Linked DNA regions of Mus musculus: region 2 is linked to region 1. Evidence: chromatin loops called from intact Hi-C (ENCODE). Cell type or tissue: left cerebral cortex. All regions are shown on one strand.

Evidence for each region. Peaks named below come from ENCODE experiments on the same cell type or tissue, not always from the same donor. Only the 100,000 strongest peaks of a DNase experiment are listed, where the experiment ranks them.
Region 2: a loop joins it to region 1, with 4 times the contacts of the local background. A loop is called at or near these places in 16 of 42 quality-filtered maps.

What each region holds. Positions count from the first base shown.
Region 1 is chr14:47,530,202-47,538,201 of GRCm38, reverse strand. Fbxo34 (F-box protein 34) reads right to left here. Exons shown (of 3, transcript NM_001146086.1): 3 at 6,240-8,000. The coding sequence ends at 6,930. Among named protein-coding and RNA genes, the nearest start is that of Gm35166, 26 kb to the right of the region's middle. In left cerebral cortex, CTCF peaks have their summits at 4,104 and 5,634 (motif pointing left); DNase peaks (open chromatin) are centred at 4,144, 4,533, 4,958, 5,493 and 2 more places; H3K27ac peaks cover 1,555 bases.
Region 2 is chr14:47,330,168-47,338,167 of GRCm38, reverse strand. No RefSeq gene overlaps it. Among named protein-coding and RNA genes, the nearest start is that of Gm41147, 21 kb to the left of the region's middle. In left cerebral cortex, a CTCF peak has its summit at 3,177 (motif pointing left); a DNase peak (open chromatin) is centred at 3,174.

The sequences.
Region 1 (8,000 bases):
TGCCCCTGCCTCATCCCATCTACTTCTTCCATTCCCTCTCAGGCCTCTGAACCCTCAGTCCCATTACCATATTCAGCCTTAGTTTTGTCACACAGACCTTGTGACCTTGGACTCACCTGGGGACTTCCACTTCCAGGGTAAGCTTTGTGCTTTGTCCTCCACAGAGAAGAGTCCTTAGAGTTAGAGGCTAGCCTGGTCTACAGAGTGAGTTCCAGGACAGCCAGGGATACTAGTGAGGCCTTGTCTCAAAAAAAAACAACCCTACCCCCCAGGTGTTTGAAGGTGTGGCTCTGCAGGGGCCGGAAAAGGGGCCCAGGTGATGGATGGGCTGAAGGTGGGTATTCTGTTCTTTCCCTGGGCTTGGCAAATACTGGCGATGGTATATCCCTATGTCCACATCTTATATTGAACACATGCATTTGCTCATTTTCATAGTATGGTCAATTGCTCTTCAGTCTGCTTAGCAGATTCAAAGCCGCCAGAGCCAAGACTGCGGGCCATGGAAATGGTCATGCCACGTGTCCCAGTTTGGACAGTGGACAGCCAGCCTCCCATCTCTGCTTGGGATGGTAAATAAGGCCAAAGTGGAGCCAAGGGCTACACTCCCTGCAGCATTCATGCCTCTGAGGATGGGCAGAGTATAGGCCAGCAGCTTGGTACCAGAATAAGGAAGCCTGGGTGGGCAGCTAGACACAGCTGTGCAGACAGGTCATGTGTGCCACAATAGAACTCCCCCCTCTCTTTTTAAATTGTATCTGGCCACTCTTTTTAAAAAAAAAAAAAAAAGAACACCAACTTTTCATACTCCATAATGGAGACCAGTATCAGATCATAAGATTCAATGCTTGTGGTTCAGTGTGGGCAGAAGGGAAAGGAGGAAGGTCATTTAAAGAGCATAACAGATTATATACCTCTGCTGCTAAGAGATGGACTCTGCTCTTCCCAGTGTCTACATACTGCTCACCACCCCGCCTCAGCAGCTAGCCTTCCCTGGCCAGCATGCAGCATGCTGTGCACTAATAGCTGTCTTCTACCAAGTGGTAGGCACCACATTTTCAAGAGTAATTTTGAGCATATGCCACTTTCCTCAGTGATCACTTGAGACCCTAGTTCCCACACGCTTAGCATTTCAGAAAGAAAACATTCAGGGGCCTACTTTTTTATTTGTAAACCCAACCTAAAAAATAGTTTGAGCTGGGAGTTATGGCACATCCCTGTTAATATGTGCATTTGGAAGGAGGCAGTAGGTTGGAGAGATGGATGGTTCAGTGGTTAAGAGCACTGACTGCCCTTCCGAAGGTCCTGAGTTCAAATCCCAGCAACCACATGGTGGCTCAACCATCTGTAATGAGATCTGATGCCCTCTTCTGGGGGGTCTGAAGACAGCTACAGTGTACTTATGTATAATAAATAAACAAATATAGAAATCCTTTAAAAGGAAGGAGGCAGTATTTATTCCGAGTTCCATCATGAGAACCTATCTAAAAACTCCGGAGGAAGCAGGTATGCAAGCTCACTGACAAGGCTGATGTAGAATGACCTAAGGTCAACCTGAGCAAGTTGAGACCCATCTCTAAATTAGAACCCAACAAAGCAAGCTTTAAAAGCTCAGTGGTGAGCTGTCTGCTTAGCGTGACCCTGGGTTGGACTCCCAGTCCTAGGATAAGAAAAACCAAATCCTTGAGTACAGATGCCTTTGTAGAGTCTCCTACTAAGAGCCCTCAGGACAGACTGGGGGCTTGTGGGGGTGGGGGTGGGGGCAGTCGAATGACCCTTTCACCGGGTCGAGTAAGACACAAATTTACATTACAAACACAAAGTGTATTAAATCATCCCAGTGGTAGGAAGGTTAGGAACCACTTGCTTGAGAAGGTGGAAAAGGTTTCATGGCTTTTTGCTTTATATATATATATAATTTTTTTTTTTTTTTTTTTTTTTTTTGGTTTTTCGAGACAGGGTTTCTCTGTATAACCCTGGCTGTCCTGGAGCTCACTTTGTAGACCAGACTGGCCTCGAACTCAGAAATCCGCCTGCCTCTGCCTCTTAAGTGCTGGGAGCAAAGGCGTGCGCCACCACGCCCGGCGGCTTTTTGCTTTTTTTAAAGTAGTTAACAGAAATTGTTCTTATTAGAACAATTATTTGAGGGAGCATGTATGCTATAACCTACATGTAGAGATCAGAAGACAACTTTGTGGAGTTTATTTTCTGTTGGTCTTTCTGTGGATTCCAAGGATCAAACTTTGGTTGCTTGATTTGCAAGGCAAGCACCTTTACCAGAATAGCAGGTTGTCGGCCTCACTGGCTTTTAGTGGGCTTCCTCTATCCTACGAGGGATGCCGTTTCTGCTCCATTCCACTTCTCTTCCCACCTGATAACTAGTGGCTCTGTTCCCTACTCCTAACGAGGCCAGCGACCTAGAGTGGGAGACTGCTCCACTAAGGCTCTGCTTCAACAGCTAGGCACAAATGGACCTGAGGCACCCAAAGGTGCCTAACCACAATGTTTGCTCTTCCCACGAGGCTTTGCAAATCAGCGATGGCCATGAACTTCCATAAAGTTAGGAGTGATGTGCATGTCAGAAGGGATGGTGTACTTCCCACACGGCACTTCGCTAGTTCTGAGATTCTAACACTAGCCTATATGAACCCAGAGGAAAGGATAGCATCCCACTGTGTGTTCAACATATGGTTACAGGACCTGATGAGCAGTTGATAGCATTGATTCATTATTGGCACTATTCAGTGTGAAGAAGGGTCTAGTGTCAAATGACTTTATGGCACCTATGATGCAGTCTGTGGATAAAGAAAGACAAATAACCAGTCTGCCAAAGAAATAGCAGCAGTTGAGGGTGTGGCAAAGGGTTGGGAGTATTTCTGTACAAACTGTCCAGATGGCCTCAAAAGGCTAACAGGCGCTCAAAGTCCACACTGCAGAGATGACTAGACAGAGCCTAAGGGAAGCCCAGGGCCTGCTGCTGGGAGCCACTGGCAGCATGGTCCAGAACAAGCAGCTGTGTAGCCAGTAGTTCTCCTGTAAGAACTTCTCTATACAAGCCTGGTCTCCTGGGGTCTGCTATGTCCAGAGGCAAAGTGCTCTTCAGGTTTCTCATCCTTCATAGACAATTAGGGAATGAGCCAGAACTGTCCAAACCTGCCAACAGTCAACATGTTGAATTGATACTAGCAAGCCAGGTCTAGTGGTACATGCTTGTAATCCCAGCTACTCAGAAGGCTGAGGCAGGAGGGTCATAAATGTAAAGATGACCTTAGGCTACTTGAGACAACTTTTTAAAACAAAGTGAAAAGGGTTGGGGATTTGGCTTAACTATAGAGGGATTGCTGATTAAACATGGGATGTAATCATGTCATGGAGTGTATACTGTGAGGCACTGAAGGTAAGTGCTCAAACTAGCTACCCCGGGAGTCCAGGGAACCCCACACACAGATACAAAGGGGCACGTGGAGGAGCCTGGCCAACACAGCAGAGGGGTGGGACTGGTTCCCAGTGGATGTTGCAGTGGGGCCATCAGTGCATAGGGTGAGCAGACACATCGGCAAGCACGTTACATTTAGGGGTTTTGTTAAGAGGCTTTCACTATATGCCTCAAAGAGGCGACCCTGCTGGAATTACAAGTCATATACAATGCACATGCCCTTGGTTCCTTTCCAAGCTGGTAGCAAGAGTCCAACCATCATCTCAGGAATGGGATGGGGACCCAGTTCCCAGTTTCTATGAAGGATGGAGTTGCAATGAGTGGTGGGGTAAACACTGAGGTGGAGCAGCGCCTCCTGTGAGAGCAGAGTGGGTGTTTTCTTTGGCTGGGGTGGGGTTTGAACCTTTGGCAATGCAGGACGGGAACACCGTGGCATGACATGAGAGTGGGCCGGTCGCCTGGGGGCTTCTGGCATGGTTAGTGGTTAGCACTGGCTGCTCCTCCAGGGCTGGGGTTCAGTTTCCAGCACCTACAGGACAGCTAAGAACTGCCTGTAACTCTGACTTTAGGGGACATACTGCCCCTTTGGCCTCCACAGAACTGCATGCATGTGGTATACAGACATCCACACACACAAGCTCTTAAAACCAAAAACCAAAGGGTGGATTATTTCTACATCCAACACTAGGGGGCCACAGAGTCTCAAAAGCAGCATTACATTCTGGTAGTCTGAGTTCAGCGTGGGGGTGGGGTGGGGCGGGGTTGGGGGTGGGGGCTGGTGTCAAGCCTCTGTTGAGCACTGGGAAGCTTGTCCTGCCACAGTTAATGCAGGCCGTCTGTTTCTGAGGTAAGGCCAAGTGCACTGGGGGCATCCTATGCCCTGTTGTCAGCCCAGCTTCTCACACAGCTGCAGAGCACGTGATAACCAGGTCAGCAATGCTGACTCATGAAAACCCAGAGTTGTTTGTCTTGTGTACCCACGTGGGAGAGCCACAGGCAGCAAAGGTTGAACACACAGTGCATGAGGAACGTCACACCCTTGGTTGTCCTGTGTGTTATCGCCTTATCCCAGTTATGAGTCACAACAAACTTAGAGGACATTCAGATTGCCAGCTTGGCACAAGCCAACAGCAGATGTGTTGAAGATGAGCTGTTCTCAGCCTCTTGCGTTGTGTCAGACCAAGTTTGCGTCTCCAGGCTAGCATAGCATGGTCCACTTGTCAGGGTGGCCTCGCTGGCATGGGGTCACTGCAGTCTCAGCCTGCTCTCAGCCGTTACTGTGAAGGATAAAAGAAAAACCCAAACCAGAGATATGGCTCAGCAGTTAAGAGCCACAGACCCAAGTTTGGCATTCAACACTCATAACTGCTTGTAATTCCAGAAGTAGGGAATCTGACACCTTCTTCTGGCTTACAAGGACAAATGCACGCACTAGTATACAGACACACAATCTTAAAAATTCAAACTAGATTCCAGTTCGGAAGCCACTGGCCTCATGACCCTCTGCTTAACATAGGCCAAGCTGGCTCTACCTAAATACCATCCTCCACTCTGCTCCCTGCCGGTCCTGGCCAAATGTGTACCCTCCTCCAAGGCAACCACTGCCCTTCCCCATCAGTCGTCCACATTTGTCGTCCATCCTCCCTGCCAGCAACTTAGGCCGATAACAGGGTTTTTTTCTGTGTTTTTGGATTTTGTTTTCAAAGCTCCAGCTTTCTGTCTTCAAGCCTGAAGACTCCCAGTGGCTTCTAAGTGACTGGTGGACAGCTGTGGGAACTCTTTAATAGTACTTTATAGGGAATACAGCAGGCACTGCACAAAACTCAAAATGTTAAAAGCCGATAAGATTTTAAACTTACATTTAAGGAAAGATGATTTTGTAATATAAAAAGTTAACCTCCCTTCTTCTAAACCCTGTTTTGGGGTGCATTTGACATGTCTCCTCTTGTAGCCCAGGCATGCCTCAAACTCAGCAATTCTTTTGCCTTGTCCTCAGAGCTCTGGGATCACAGACATGAGTCACCACAAATGGCTTGAACACAAACAAGACTTTAACAGAAGGGCCCTAAGAAGGGAGCTGGAGAGGTGACTGCAGTTAAGAGCACTGCTGTTCTTCAGAGGACTCGGGCTTAATTCCCAGCAACCACATGAGGACTTACAAACCTGCTCAGACTCCCAGGGGAGCTGATGCCCTCTTCTGGCCTCTGTTGGTGCAGGTAACCATGTGATGCAGACATAAATGCAGGCAAAATACCCACACACATCAAAGGTTTGTTTTTGTTTGGTTTTTTGTTGTTGTTTTTCGAGACAGGGTTTCTCTGTGTAGCCCTGGCTGTCCTGGAACTCACTCTGTAGACCAGGCTGGCCTCGAACTCAGAAATCCGCCTGCCTCTGCCTCCCCAGTGCTGGGATTAAAGGCGTGCGCCACCACGCCCGCTCAAGTTGTTGTTTTTAATTACAACTTAATGCATAAGAACTTAATGCATAAGGATCTGGACCAGATGACGTAGGCAGGAATCTGGTCCAGTTCATAGCACGGCTCACAACTGCCTGCCACTTGACCACCACAGTGGTGGCTCTGCCACCTTAGTGTGCGCACACTCAAGAGCAAGCACACGCACGTGCACGAAATCCATCTTTGGGCTGTAATGGCTCAGCAGTAGAGAACTTGTTGCTCTGCACAACACACAGATCACTTCCCAGCACAGCTTCAGGGGGTCCAACACCCTTGGCTGGTCTCCTCCAACACTGCCTGAATTTACATGAACATTCATAAAGTTAGTAAAATCTTATTTTAAGACCAGACCTCATTTAAAACGTTTATTTTTTTATTGAAGTTTTTTTAAAAAATTTTTAACCAGACAAAAGGATGCACAACATTTTAATCTATTATATGATATTGTCTTATTCTGTGGTGATTATGTTTAGTCAGCTGTTCATAATATACAATACTGAATTTTAATCACGTTATTTACAGAGGGGCCAAAGCACTCATCTACAGGTAAAGGCGCTCGGGTTTAATGTGCACGTTCACAGCCCTGTGCAAGCACAACCATTATACACACTGTAAACAGCACAGGGCATGTCGGTCTGCAGTCACCACTCTCACGGGAACGAGCATACAGGCCTAGGGTAAGGTGCCTGGTTTTCTTTCTGAGGCATAATTCTCAACCGTGTGCTTCCCTCCTCACTCACTCCAAGTGCAGAGCCAGTGTTGGACCACCTCAGGATCCCCTTGTGGAGACTGCCTGGTGACCTCTGAATGTCCTTGATGGAGGAAAACAGGCAAGAGTTCTTCACAGCTGGATAGGTTTAATGTGAGGCACCACCATACAAAACCATGGAACTAAATTCTTGTACAGCTGAGAAACAGTTTAAAATGCCTGAGCAATGGCAGTCAGAGCTGAGCAGAGATCAGGAAGGGCCGGGGGAGCTCGCAGCCCTGGAGGTTGGCCCAAGTGTTTCACGGTCCTCTTGCCTCCCTGTCCCATGGACTTCAGTACTCCTCTTCCGTCTCACTCCCTCTCGTCTTCTTATGGATTGCCCGGTTAAAGCTATGGCAGGCAGGTAACCAGTGATTGTCATGAAGGCCTAACTTACAGCCAGGAAAGCCCTTCTGAGACTGGTGGCAGCACATCCAGTAGCCAGGCCCATATGGCAAAGCCTGGCAATAGGGTTTGGGGTGCCACCGGCACAGGGACACATCCCCTTTCACATACTTTTTCTTGCACTGCTTGCAAGGGTCTTCCCTATAGCGTGGGTCTCGAACCCACCGAGAATCTGCTGGCCTGATGTTGTAGTATTCAATGATGGACTTGAAGTAGCGACAGGTACATTTAAGAATGGCTAAACTCAGGGTAGGGAGTAACCTGAAGATTTTCACTATGATGTGGTGGGGCAGGCATGCCATGTACTGCTGAGGCTCCAGAAGCTGCTGGATCTTAAACCTGGTCTCCAGAAAGTCCTGTGACACCTGCTTCTTGCACGTGGCTGCCTCAAGCACCTGCGAGGTGCTCCCTCCCGGAGAGGCTGCTGGGAGGAGCGGCTCCACAGAGGCATCTTTCTCCTCACCTGCACTGCTGCCCTCAGCAGCATCTTGAGGCTGACTGGCCTCTGAGGCCTCTGGTGCTGGGTGTTCCCTCAGCTGGGGGTGCGCTTGCTGGTCCTGTCCAGATGACAGAAAGAAGAGCATCCCGGGAAGAGGCTCCTCAAGGGAGTCTAAAGCCGCCGGCCGGTCTTTCTCTACCGTGCACACAGTGATGCTGATGCACAGCGGGTCCTGCCTCTGCTCAGGACTGTGCTTTGTGACTGTTACAAGCTCTCTTCTTATGCGACGGACAGCATCTGTAGGCAATTCATCAAATTCCTCCACCATTTCTACGTCATCCCGGCTGCAGCTCTTCATAGCTGTTTGCTGACCCGGCTCTAGATCTGTGCTGTCCATGTGGAAGCTCACAGTGGCTGGCAATGAGGGACAGCTTTGAGAAGTGCCATCCCAGGCCTGCTCCCCTACAGAATGATGCTCAGTTACGGAGGGTTCTTCACCCACAGATACCGGCTGCAAGGG
Region 2 (8,000 bases), 200 kb after region 1:
GTGGCTTACAACCATCTGTAATGAAATCTGATGCTCTCTTCTGGGGTGTCTGAGGACAACTACAGTGTACTTACATATACATTTTTTAATAAATAAATTTTTTAAAAAATTATCTAAAATGGAACTATTAAAAATTGTATAAGGCTGGAGCGATGGCTCAGTGGTTAAGAACACTTACTGCTCTTCCAGGGGACTTGAGTTAGGTTCCCAGCACCTAATAGCACCCAGCTCCAGACACACACACACACACACACACACATACACGATTTAAATAATAAAGGTAAGTCCTTTCTTAATTGTATAGGGTTGGAGATGTAGCTCGGTTGGTAAAGTTTTGTTTCTCTACCTTGAATGAAACAAGGAGCGCTGGGCTCGCCCTCCAGCGCTGCGTAACAGCTTGAGTTATGGAGCAGCAAGGGAGCTCCAAGCAGGAGGACCAGGAAGGAGTCCAAGGTCATCCATCCTCAGATACCGGGGAAAGCCAGTCTGGACAACGTGAGACTCTGCTTCCAAAACAGAAAAAAAAAAAAAAAAGATGTCTGTTGGTTTCCCAGACGGGTTTTTCTCTGTGTTGCCTTAGCTGTATTGGAGCTCACTCCGTGGACCAGGCTGGCCTCAGACTCACAGAGATCCACCTGACACTGTCTGATCTGCTGTTGGTCGGATTCCTCAAGCTTGTTCTGCTTGTGGGGCCTGTCTGATTCCCAAGCTCGTCTCTGCTCAGGGAAGCTCCACCAAAGTGCACTGGATGAGGAAATGGGCCTTTCAGCTCTAGGTGTGGAAGCTTTTTAGCCTCTGGTTAGAGAGGCCAGCCCTTAATCCAACCTAACATGCTTTTGTCCTGGAATCCTTTTCCAGCCGCAAGGAGCCCCAGTTGCTAAAGCCTGGCAGGACCTGGGAAAAGGAAGTCAGTCTGCTAAGGACTCCCAGGAACCCCTGCTTCCCCTGTTGGAAATTTCCCTGTGGGAATTGAACCCAGAGCCGTACAAGTAGTACATACGGGCCCTAAGACTCAGCTGTATCTCTGCATTTGTTTGTATTTTGTTGCACTGTGTTTTGTTTTAAGGCAAGGTCTTACTATGTTACCCAGGCAGGCCTTGATGTTGAAATCCTTCCGCCTTAATCTCTGGAGTAGCTGAGATTAGATGTTTGCACCAGGCCTGGTGAGGCATAAACTTTTAAAGTAATAATAATTACTATTACAAATGTGTGTGTCAGTGGTTGTGCATGTGGAGGTCAGAAGTCAACTTTGTGAGTTGGTTCTCCCCTCCCCCCTCTTCGTGAGTTCTGGGAATGAACCCGGTCACCAGGTAAAAGCACTTTTACCTGCTGAGCCATCTCACTTGCCCAGGTCGCCTGCCCGCGCCCCCCCACCCCCGTCCCTCCTGACAGGAGGCCCCATGGCACCTTTTCAAGAAGAGTTAGATCTTTTATTATGAGCACTCACATAACGAGCTGGCTGTCATAGCCTGTGCCTACAATTCAAGAGTGGGCAGGAGAGGCAGGTGGATCTCTGATGTTCTCTGGTTAGCCTGCCTGTCAGGTGATGAGCTCCAATCTCAGTGAGAGACTCCATCTTTAAACAGAAAGTGGAAACCAAAAATTAAAGAGAAAAAGGAAGATGAGGAGCCGGAGGGATGGCTCAGTGCTTAAGAGCACTGGCTGCTCTGCCAGAGGACCTGGGTTCTATTCCCAGCACCCACATGGCAGCTCACAACTGTCTGCAACTCCAGTCCTGGGAATCCAATGCCTTCTTCTGGCCTCCTGGGGCACCAGACAAACAAATGGTACACATAACGTATACACTGGCGAAACACTCAAACACATTAAAAAATAGCATGGAACTAAGTCTGTAAAAGATGCAAACAAAACCAGGGGAGAAAGGAAGTAAGCAAAAATAGCTGGGTGTGGTGGTACAAGCTTTTAACCCCAGCACTCGGGAGGCAGAAGCAGGTGGATCTCTTGAGGTTGAGGCCAGACTCATCTACAGAGTAAGGACAGCCAGGGCTACATGGAGAAACTGTCTCAAAAACTGAACCAACCAACAAAACAAACAAAACAGTAAACCAAAAACCAACCAAACAATAACGACAACAAGACGAATCCGTTGTTGTGAATATGCTTGTGTGCTTGTCTTTGGCTGTTACACGCATGCTGGCCACAATCCAAAAGGACAAGTTTTCTCCACACGTGCCACATGCAGACATTCATCATTAATGGACACCGGAGGGAATGAGAGTGTATTTTTTTTTTTCTCCCAAGACAGGGTTTCTCTGTGTAGCACAGGCTGTCCTGGAACTCACTCTGTAGACCAGGCTGGCCTCGAACTCAGAAATCCGCCTGCCTCTGCCTCCCCAGTGCTGGGATTAAAGGCGTGCGCCACCACGCCTGGTTTGAGGGTGTGTTCTTGATAAGGGAAGGAACACAGAGTTAGCATCAGGCCCCAGATTTCTGGTCACCTCCCAGGCTTTGCTAACAGGAAGCCAAAGCAAAGCATTTACCTTCTGTGTTTCCTCAGCTGTAAACTGAAAATAATTAGTGCCTTCACTCCTTGATGTGTGGCGGAAAAGCCCTCTGCATACACGCCCAGAGCAGAAATGTGAGCTGTCATTAAAGTGGAAGCTTTTAATTATCAATGAAAGCTAAGGGGTTATTAGACTTATGTGGGCTTCCATTTCTAATTAAGAAACCAGATTAGATGTGGCTGTTCTGCTAACCAGGGCTGTACTGCCAGGCATCACGAGGGAATTCCCTTAGTCTTGGCTGGAAGATTCCTCTCAGGTTTGCTTGCTTGTTTGTTTGTTTTTGTTTTTTGTTTTTTGTTTTTTTGTTTTTGCCTTCAGTTGGCAAATATGGCAAGCTTCTTCTTCCCTCCAGCACCAGCCTGAGTTTGCCTAGTGTGGAAAAACCACCAGGCTGGGGTCTGTCTGGATGGACCAACTGCATCTCTCTGGAAAGTCCCATGGCAAAGTCGGTCCGTGTCTTCGTGCACATGTTAAGTCAGTGGTTCAGTATGGCCAATGAGAAGCTTTGGTGCCGTAATGAAAGAGCAAAGGTTATATGATATACTAAATCAAGAGCTTTAAAAAATAATTATTTGAAAGTATCATCAACATTTCCTGTATGTTGGTTCCCAAGAGAATTGTTACACAAGCAGGAGACAGCACCCTCTTCTGGCCAGTGTCACACTTGCATGGCTGTGACAAGGATTTCCAGCCCACTGGACTGGCTTTTCACTTTGGGAGGCCCATGCTTGGGGTTATAATCAATCTTGAATAAATCACTTTTTGTTTCCTTCTGCCCTTTCCACTTTAAATAAAAAAAAGTCAAACCTGTGGTGGATAATCTAACGAGTCAACTTGGATAAGCAACGGTCTCCAGTTTTTGATCAAACACATCTATCCATTGCTGTGAAGATATTTTAATTAATTAGTTAATTAATTGACTTCCGTTCACTTTCATACACTATTAGACTATTATAAAATAAAATGATCTATTTTCTTATTTTTAAAGAAGAATTTCAACTGTAACTACACACTTTAAGTTGAATTGAAACAGAAAAGCATTTATTAAGATGTTTTTATTGATGCTTATTGCTGTTTGACACAGGGTCCCAAGTAGGCGACGATGATGGTGAACTCCTGATTCTCAAACCTCCTTCTCCCCAGTGGGGAAATGCAAGCATGCCCCACCATGCTCAACCACGGGGCTTTATGTTAGTTTGTTTTGTGTGTGTTAATGTCCATTGTGTGTGTGTGTAGGGGGGGTCGGGGGCAGCAAGAAACATCACTGAGGGACCAATGCCTCTGACACTGCACAATCTGCCCAGTGCCTACCTCCTTACACTGTGGCTGTTGTGCACAAAAGAAAAGCTAGAGAGGGAGGATGCTAAAGGCTGTGAAGACCAGGAAACATGGGCCACAGCTATGGTCTTCAAGGTTGTCTGCTAAAGCCGTCCTCCAAAGCCCCAGGCCAAGCCCCCAAAGGTCCCTTCGAAGAAAGGAAGGAAGCTGTCCCCAGAGGGCAAAGCTGATGCTGACAAGGGAGGGAGAGACCCTGCCCAGCACACAGATGCCAACAGAGCAGGCACAGAGGACTGAAGGTGCTGCAGACGACAAGTGAAATGTGTGCCTTTTGAATAAGTACATAATTCTGGTACCTATACAGTTTGATTTTTTTCTTCAAATTCAAGTGTTATATAAATGTTGGGTTTCATGGAAGGAGTTACACAGACAAAGTTCAGAGCTGAGACGGAGGAAAGGACCATCCAGAGTCTGCCCTACCCAGGGATCCATCCCATAAACAACCACCAAACCCAGACACTATTGCAAATGCCAGCAAGATTTCGCTGACAGGACCCTGACATAGCTCTCTCTTGTGAGGCTATGCCAGTGCCTGGCAAATACAGAAGTGGATGCTCACAGTCATCTATTGGATGGAACACAGAGCCCCCAATGAGGGAGCTAGAGAAAGTACCCAAAGATCCAAAGGGGTCTGCAACCCTATAGGAGGAACAACAATATGAACTAGCCAGTACCCCCGCCCCCAGAGCTGTGTCTCTAGTTGCATATGTAGCGGAGGATGGCCTAGTTGGCCATCAATGCGAGGAGAGGTCCTTGGTCTTGTGAAGATTATATGCCCCAGTACACAGGAATGCCAGGGCCAGGAAGCAGGAATGGGTGGGTAGAGGAGCAGGGCAGGGGGATGGTATAGGGGACTTTCAGAGAAGAAACTAGGAAAGGGGATAGCATTTGAAATGTAAATGAAGAAAATATCTAATAAAAAATAAATGTTGGGTCTCATTCTATTTTTTCCATAAGCTATGCTATGTTGTCAGCATGCAGGGCACTTTCTTTTTCAAACCTATCTGTCTGTCTGTCTATCTATCTATCTATCTATCTATCTATCTATCTATAGTAGCTTTAGCTCTGGTTGTCCTGGAATTTTCTATGGAGACCAGGCTGTCCTCAAACTCACAGGAATCCACCTGCCTCTGCCTCCAGAGTTCTGAGATTAAAGGCTTGCACCACCAAGCCAGCCAACTTTCTCTGTTCTTTAGTGGAGGGGGAGCAGGTGCCACTCACACAGTGTTTCCCAAGCTGGGCTGGGCGGTTGTGGGGGAGATGTCTTCCCTTGCTAGTTTTGAGATCTTCTTGGCTCCCAGGAAGAATTCCCCCATGACACACAGAGCCACTGCTGCCCAAACATTTTGTGGTGTGGGAACACTCAGATTAATTTGTGTCTTGTCCTCAACTCCCCTAAAGCCTGTTGGACTTGTGGTACTTTGAATAAGAATGGCCTCCATAGGTTCATATATTTAAATGCCTAGTCATTAAAAAGTGGCACAATTGAAGAAGGATTAGGAGTGTGGCTTGTTACAGGAAGTGTGGTGGGCTTTGAGGTTTTGAAAGCCTGCGGCAGGCCCAGTCTCTCTCTCTCTCTCTCTCTCTCTCTCTCTCTCTCTCTTCTGATTAAGATTAGATTAAGATTAGTTTTCAACTACTTCTCCACCACTACACTTGCCTGCCACCATGCTCCCCGCCATGATGATAACAGACTAACCTCTGAAACTGTAAGCCAGCCCCCAATTAAATGCCGTCTGTTATAAGGGTTGCCTTGGCCATAGTGTCTCTTCACAACAACAGAATAGTAACTGAGACGAACCTGACTTTCTAAATTTGGTTTTGCCAAGGTGCTGGGGGTGGGTGGGAAGGGGACCTGATCTTCAAAATGACATCACTGAGATGGCATCAGAAGAGCAGTGGTTCCCTTTCTAAATGACAATGGACCTTCAGAAGGATAAGCTCTGCTATTTGCATTTCATTTCCTGAAAGTCAGGGTAGGCTTGTAAAACATTGCTAAACAGCATGCTTAAAGTGACTCGTCAACCCTCACTCTAAGCCTGCCTTGTTCAGATCACCAAATAAGGACCTCAGGCTTCTGTAGTGGTCTCCTCATCTTGGTGGTCTACTGTTAGGAACTGGTTCTAGTGCTTTCTCTTAATTCGGCTCCCAAAAGCTTCCAGATGCTGAGGGACCCTGCCCCCAGCTGGCTTTGATTAGTAATAAAGAATTGCAATCCAGCCATTGTCCAATGGCTGGACAGGGAGATGGAGGCAGGACTTCTGGATTGCATGGGCAAGGGAACGAGGGGAAGAGAGAGAGGAGAATCGCCATGAGGCAGAGAGATCAGGTTTAAGAGCTGCAGGAGAGAAATTGTACGCCAATATAGGTGGAAAGGGAAAGTGGCCCTATGGGGGCTGCCCAGAAGGTAACAGAGCAGCAACAATAAAATATAGGTTTAGAAGGTGTTAAGCCAGGAATACGGGGTTTGGGGGGCAGGGGGCAGGGAGGATGGGGTGGTGTGTGTGCTAGCCACAGGGAGGTTTGTAGTACCCAGCCATTGAGCTAAGAAGGGATATCAAAATTAAGTTGGTGTGTGTGTGTGTGTCTTTCATTCAAAAATCCAGAGCTCCTGAGTGGGTGCAGAGGAGATTTGTGGGTGCCGAAGCAGATTAACTCTTCATAGCAACAGTTACACAAGAAGGCCAGTTGAAGCTCTATGTTGTTGATGACCACTGCCTAAGTCTTAGTTGAAATGCCAACCAAGCATGATTATTCTTTAGTAAAGTTGAGTAGAATTTGAAACTTTTAAATCAGTAAACCCTGAGTCCAGCAGATTGCCTTCCATAACGAAGGTGGGCCTCATTCAATCAGTCGAAGACCTTAGGTCCCAAGACTGAGGCTTCCTGAAGCAGGATTCTTAAAGTTACTATTGCTGTGGTGAGACACTGTGACCAAAGCAAGCTGTGCAGGGAAGGGTTTATTCAGCTCATGCGTCCACATCAAAGAAAGTCAGGACAGGAGCTCAAGCCCAGAGCAGGATTACAGGTGGCTGTGAGCCATGGGACATGTGGGCTGGCCCTCTGTAAGAAGAGATAGTACTCTTATTCACGAGCTAACTCTCCAACACCCCCGCGCCGTGTGTGTGTGTGTGTGTGTGTGTGTGTGTGTGTGTGTGTGTGTGTGCGCACATGTCACTGCATTTAATTAGGGTTGCCTGCATAAACATGGGTTAGGGTTATATGCTTGAGCAGATCAATGTGCCTATGGTAACACAACTGAGGAATATGACTTCCATTCCAAGTTGAATAAATCCTTGCTAAAATTTACTATAGCATTGCTTATTGTCTTAGTTAGGGCTTTCATTGCTGTGAAGACACACCATGACCAAAGCAAGTCTTATAAAGGACAATATTTGAAGGTCTGGCTTACAGTTTTAGAGGTTCAGTCCATTACCATCATGGTAGAAAGCATGGCAGCATCCAGGCTCATATGGGGCTGGAGGAACCTAAAGTTCTATATCTTGATCCAAAGGCAGCCAGGAGAAGACTCTCTTCCAGGCAGCTAGGAGGAGGGTTTCAAAGCTCACCCCCAAAATGACACACTTCCTTCAACAAGGCCACACCTCCTAACATTGCCATTCCCTGGGCCAAGCATCTTCAAACCATCACAGTTTTTGAGCTTGTGGCAAGTCACCCAGAAATACTTCTTTCAGTGTTCTACAGAAACAGGTGTGGAACGTCTTTGCCCAAGGAAATCTATCACTGTCTAAGGCTGTTCTGCAGATTGCTCGCATAGGCGTACTCTGCGGTACGCCCAGCATGCTATCTGAAAGCTGGACCTCTCACTATAAGGCCAGGTGTACATCATGAGCTCCTGATGTTTTCTGAAACAAACCTGACAAAATACTTTAACCATCATCAGTCACTAACAAAAGCCACCCAATGGCTGCACTGTCAGCGCTTGGCCAAGGCCTTACTGATGGATCCCTAAGCTTCGTGCAAGGTCTAAGCAGGCAAACCTGCTCTTAACTCTTTTCTCACAGTCTGTGTTTTCTAAGATGCCTGTAATTAACTTTATGGTCATAACTGAGGCTACTGATATAAAAACATCCAGAGTTAGTGATTTTCTTCTTTTTAAAATGAAATGTGTGTGTGT